Linked DNA regions of Homo sapiens: region 2 is linked to region 1. Evidence: chromatin loops called from intact Hi-C (ENCODE). Cell type or tissue: CD4-positive, alpha-beta T cell. All regions are shown on one strand. Each heading gives the region's core, and the rest is flanking DNA. Links, peaks and the distances in the headings are about the cores only. Region 1 has its middle 4.1 kb from the start of COMMD3. Region 2 holds the start of LOC105376447 (a long non-coding RNA gene).

Evidence for each region. Peaks named below come from ENCODE experiments on the same cell type or tissue, not always from the same donor. Only the 100,000 strongest peaks of a DNase experiment are listed, where the experiment ranks them.
Region 2: it touches region 1 in a loop (2.4-fold over the local background); 68 of 110 quality-filtered maps call a loop at or near these places.

Annotation. Positions count from the first base shown.
Region 1 is chr10:22,310,817-22,313,740 of GRCh38, reverse strand. No RefSeq gene overlaps it. Among named protein-coding and RNA genes, the nearest start is that of COMMD3, 4.1 kb to the left of the region's middle. In CD4-positive, alpha-beta T cell, for the core only: no CTCF peak of the experiment used is centred there; no DNase peak of the experiment used is centred there.
Region 2 is chr10:22,257,776-22,260,699 of GRCh38, reverse strand. It overlaps LOC105376447 (a long non-coding RNA gene), which reads left to right and starts at 2,156. Exons shown (of 2, transcript XR_001747390.3): 1 at 2,156-2,924. LOC100130992 (a long non-coding RNA gene) reads right to left here. Exons shown (of 1, transcript NR_038921.1): 1 at 2,152-2,924. In CD4-positive, alpha-beta T cell, for the core only: no CTCF peak of the experiment used is centred there; a DNase peak (open chromatin) is centred at 1,219.

The DNA of each region.
Region 1 (2,924 bases), core at 240-2,739:
TTGTATAAGTACTTTTGCTTTTGTGCAAATAACGCTGAAGGAAGATATTCCTTTAGATTGAAGAGCTCATGGAACTCCATGGGGAGAAAAAATAATAAGTTTAAGTGCCATCGAGACAAAGACTAGTTTTAACTGGCTTATATATTTATTATATATTCTAGTGGGGATCTGTTTTATCCCTGCCTGCTCATATGCTACAGAGAAGAAAGTTTAGAACACTTTAGAAACTACCTCTAAATAAGAAACCATTCTCTCTGTGTTCCCTAACACCGATGCTTTGATGGTTACTTTAAACTCTGAGATATTTGTTAATGAAAATAGTCTTTACTGTTTTAAAGCTATTTTAACCACAAATGGACAGTTGGAAGGAGTATTTAACTGAGTTATATATGACACTTGAGAGTATAAGTCAAAAACTGTTTCAGTGAAGTTTATAAAACCTGTCTATATTCTTTTATTAAATAACTTGGCAAGGCATAGTTTGTGACTTGGAATTTGAATGGTCAAGTTTTTGCACATTCATGATCACAGAGTTCAGTGGTCTCAAATTGCATCTTATATCACACTGTGAGACACCAAACTGAGTATTCAGAGGGGACAGTAAAGCTTTTATTTTCAATTTAAACATGTAATCCAATCCCTAATTATTTCTAAACAGTCATTGCTGCAATAATTGATATGGACAAATATAACCTTTTCTCACATTGTATAGTTTAATTTGCATATGTGGATTTAAAAATGTGTGAGGGAAATGAAATACAAATTACATTAAATAAACTGTAACCACAGGGTTTAAAATTAATGATACAGTGTTCTCTAAAACAGATAACTTACGCTTATGATTTGGCACAAGTGTTTTGTATTTTTCCCCTAAAACTTTTTTGAATAAATTTATATTAAATGGTAAATAGTACAATTTCTATTTAATATTGTCATCATTTAGTACCATTTTATGTTATTTATTTATTTATCTATTTATTTTAGTAGAGATGGGGGTTTTTCCATGTTGGCCAGGCTGCTCCCGAACTCCTGACCTCAGATGATCCGCCCACCTTGGCCTCCCAAAGTGCTGGGATTACAGGCGTGAGCCACTGCACCCGGCCGGTACCATTTTAAATATTTCATTTTCGTAAGTTTTATCTGGGAAATATAAAACATAAAACTTCAAAATATAAGAAAAATTAAATATTTTAAATCTAAGTTTTAAAAAGTCAAATTATCATGCTACTGAGAAATTGAGTTTATTATATAAGATCTCACAACATTTCCTGAAATTAGAAAACCGTAATTTTTTCTTTTTTTTTTTTTTTTTTTTTTTTGAGACAGAGTCTCACTCTGTCGCTTGGGTGCAGCAGCATGATCTCAGCTCACGCAACCTTCATCTCTTGGGTTCAAGCAATTCTCATGCCTCAGCCTCTCAAGTAGCTGGGATTACAGGTGTATGCAACCACACCCAGCTAATTTTTGTATTTTCAGTAGAGACAGGATTTTGCCATGTTGACCAGGCTGGTCTCAAACTCCTGACCTCAAGTAATCTGCACACCTTGGCCTAGAAAACCATAATTTTGTTAAACTTTGCAAATAAGAAACTCTGTAGTCAAAATCTTGGCAAGAAAATACTATTTAATTTCTAAAGTGAAATTTGGGAGCTGTCATCAGTGTTGTCATGCCATGATTTTGTTAGCTACTTGAGTGAGTATAAGATAATGGCAAAATTAAAGGAGCAGACCTAAGAATGAAATTATAACTTTAAATATCAAATCTTTGTATCTAACCAGTCCACAGTTTTAAAAGGATTTCGTGGATATTAGAAAAGTCATGTCTACTCTTTAGGACTTCAGCGTAGCATGTTGAAACGTATTTTAGGAAGTTTGATCCCTTATTTTTAAGCAAAGCAGTTAATGTCACATGGGGAATATCTGAGTTGTAAAGACCAAAATTGTGAAGTCTTCATCTAAGAAGAAATGAGAAATCGATTTGTAAAAAAGAAATGAAAATAAACAAATGTAATTTGGCAAAAGATGAAGGCAAATTTTAAGTTAAAGGAAGGAAGTTAGGAAGAAATGAAAGAAAGCAGTCATACTCCATGTAACATTTAATGAGAAAAGAACAGGTTGCATTATGTGTCTTAGAATTTCTCTGCACAGACAAATAAAAAATAATTTTCCTTTAAATTCCGTAAGTGATTTAAATGATTCACTTATCTTTTGTATGGATTATAAAAAGCAAGTTCAATTCTTAAATCACATAATTTCTATCTTCACCAGTTAATTTATATGAAAATTAGGAACTGGCCAATCACCTAATAAATTCCATCAAATAGACCATTTAGATAATAAGCACAGTTACCTCCTCAACAGCAGGTTGATTTTTTTTTCTGTACTAAAATTATAAACGTCACCACTTCAGTTTCCTATATCATTGATCTGGTATCAGCCAGGATGGCCCATGGCTTAGCTGTAGGAGGGTAAAGTGAAGAAGAGACATGAAACAAGTTTACATTGATGACTGTATCTAATTCTTCCATGTGTACACAGACAGTCCTTTAAATTGTTTTATATCTTTAAAAAGAGGGAGGGAAGGAGGGAAGAAGAGAGAGAAAGGGGGGAAAGAGGAAGAGGAAGGAAGAGAGAAAGGACCTGAGAAGTGTCACAGAAAGCTTATTTAGTGTTTATTTTCTGTGACACAATCCAAGATTCTTTTAGCTACAATGAATTCAACTAAGCTTCATTAGTAAGGCTTGGAAAAGACTGAAAGATCATCTGTTTTGTCCAGAATCTAATCAGTTTCAAGATGTCCTACATTTAGACTACAACAGCAGAGAATGTCTAACAGAGTCTCTTCGTTTTTTAGGTCTGGATTTGGAATCTCTGTGTTTTTTCATACCTTAGAAATTGGAGTTTGGGTTGGTTTCACGAATTCCA
Region 2 (2,924 bases), core at 278-2,777, 53 kb after region 1:
TGATGGATCAGATACAGGCATCTTAAAGAGAAGAATGACTTCTAGGTTTCTGACTTACACAGCCAGATAAAGGGTGATGCCATGCCATCACTGCATTGTAGGCAGAAGGTCAAGGATTCAGCTTTGGAATATTATGTGATTTTTAGACACTTCTGAAGCATCTACCAGGTGGTTGTAGCTTCAGGTAGATTGTTGGATCATTAACTGATGCTCAGAGAAGAGATTTGTGAAAGAGGCATAAGTGTTGTTATTGTAGGCATACAGATTGTAATAGAAGCTATGAGAATGTTTGGGGACATCCATGGAAAGAGGGTGGAGAACACGGAGAAGAAGACCACGACTGTCTTAAGGAGCTGCTTCCTTTAGAGTTGGTTAAAAAAAAAAAAAAACAAAGAAGAAGAAGAAGAAAGAGACAGAAAAAAAGATCAAGGAGATAGGAAAAAAGAGCGAGCAGTTGTGGTGTCAGTCAAAGAGGGTTGCCTGGTGCTAGGTGGTTAAGTAAGACCATGACAGGGAAGAATCCTCTGGATTTGACAACATGGAGACCATCAGTAACATCTGTAAGTATCTGTCACTTTATTAATGATGCCAAGCCTGTCTTCCTCTGTAAAATGTCCTAATAGTTTACCTACTTCCCAGAGTTTTTGAATTTAAAGTACTTTGCACACTTTGTACAAGACCTGGCTAAATGTGAGTTGTTAGTTTAGCTGAGAACAAATGCTTGCATTGGTATAAAATAGGTTTGATAACACCCTCCTCATAAACTTGTTAAAAGGAATACATGAAGTAATGTTACATTTTAGAAAAGTAGATTTTAAAAACAGGTATAGGAAGTAGGTCTTCCCCACACCTCCATCTGAATCGATTACAGCTGGTAAATCTGAGAACAAGAGGACCAAACCACATCTTCAAGGAAGCAGAATACTCAGTGGTAAGGTTAGGCCCTGCCAACCATTTATTTAATTAAGAATCCTTTAGAGAGGTATTGAGTACTGGTAAAAACAGAGAGATCTGTGTGGCAGAAAACATGATGATAAATTAAAGCACTAACATATATTTCAGTTTCTATGCAAAACACAGTCTAGCGTTGGCTCTCTATAATTGTATGGCTGGTAGAGATGCTTCAAAGATGTGCTGCAATTCAGCAAAAGCTGCCACAGGGCCAAAGCCAGTGGCCCAGGATTAGGGGACCTAATACTAGTAAAGATAGAGTCACAGTGCTCCCTACAGTTTTTAAGCTTAAAGGCCAAGACGAGGCCAAGGATGCTGATGCCTTTGTCCAGACCTTTCTAGTGTTCATATTCTACCACCCAGAAATCTAATCCTAAGAAGAGAATTTACCAGTCATTGCCAGGGCTAGCACAGCCCTGGGAAAATGGGAATATGCGGGAGATAGTTCCTCTATTTCCTTTCAGCTGAAGATGGACCATGCTGGGCACAGTGGCTCATGCCTATAATCACAGCCATTTTGGAGGCAGAGAGAGATAGGAGGATTCCTTGAGGCCAGGAGTTCAAGACCAGCTTGGGCAACATAGCGAGACCCCCCCCGCCCACCATCTCTACAAAAAATTTAAAACAAAAAACAATTAGCCAGGTGTGGTGGCAAGTGCCTCTAGTCCCAACTACTCCGGAGGCTCATGTGGGAGGATTGCTTGAACCCAGGAGTTGCAGACTGCAGTGAGCTAAGATTGCACCACTGTACTCCAGCCTGGGTGACAGAGCAAGACCCTGTCTCAAAAAAAAAAAAAAAAAAGATGGACTAATTGGCCATGTTCTCAGATAAACTGGTGGTGGAAGGTAATCTTTGGCAACAAACAAGCTGAAAAAATATTACTCATTTTTAATCTAGTTAATAAGGGAAATTGAGAGAAGTTCTAGCACAACTGTGAGGTACTGCAAAGGCACTATTTTTCCTGGTCTGTTCTGCTGGAACTCCCATTCCTAGACAGCCTGGCATCAGGCACAGCTGAGAGGGAAACCCTGTCAACAGAGGACAAGTCCCTATTCTTACTGAGGGGCAGGTGGTCAGATGGTCACGCTACCAGAAGAAATAGCATTGACTGTTTGCTGAGCCACTGGGTTTGCATGCAATGGGATCGGGAGGCTGTGATCAGAGAAACAGATGAGAATCTTTTCAAAAACAGACAAACATTAAAATGCAGGAGGTCTATTTATTTGTCAAGTCAACGTTTAGTAATAAGGGAGAACAAAGTTTACCCTGCTATCAGAAAATAAGAAATCAGAATCCAGTCATATGGGATGGGAGAAGCTCGCAAGCTATTACAACTGAACTCAGGAAGCAGATAATCAGCTAGGAAAGAGGTACCCTTAAATGCCAGGCTGTATCTGAGAGTGTATCTCCCTTGATCAGAGCCCAGAGTACAAGCTAAACAATTCCTTCATAAATCAGCACACATCAGCTTCTAAAATCAGCAATATGTCTCCAAACATCTTGAACTGACATTAAGAAATGCTGCACCATTGAGAAAATGGTTTCCAGTTATTTGAACTTAAAGAATTAACTTGTTGAAGCACATCTTTAATCATTGATAAGTTACTGAATTCAAAGAGAAGTAATAATGAATGGTAAACCAATTAACTAGGAATTATATTTCAATTTTTTTTTGCTTTGGCAAACTTGATGATTAGTTGATATTTTTTCAATATTTAGGAACAAGGAACACATATAAATTTCACATTTGTGTTTTTAGCATTTTGACCAGCAATTCATTTTTCAATTTCATGTGTGAAGCTAAACTGATGATCTGTTAATCTTCGTTTGTTTGGAATTAGCCTGAAAAGTGCTAAATACTGCTTTTTGGATAGAATCTTGAGTGGACTAGAACCAGTTTGTTAGGAAAAAATAAATCTGAGCCTACTTTACGTTTGAAGTAACTGAACGATTACATGATTGCTTGGCTATT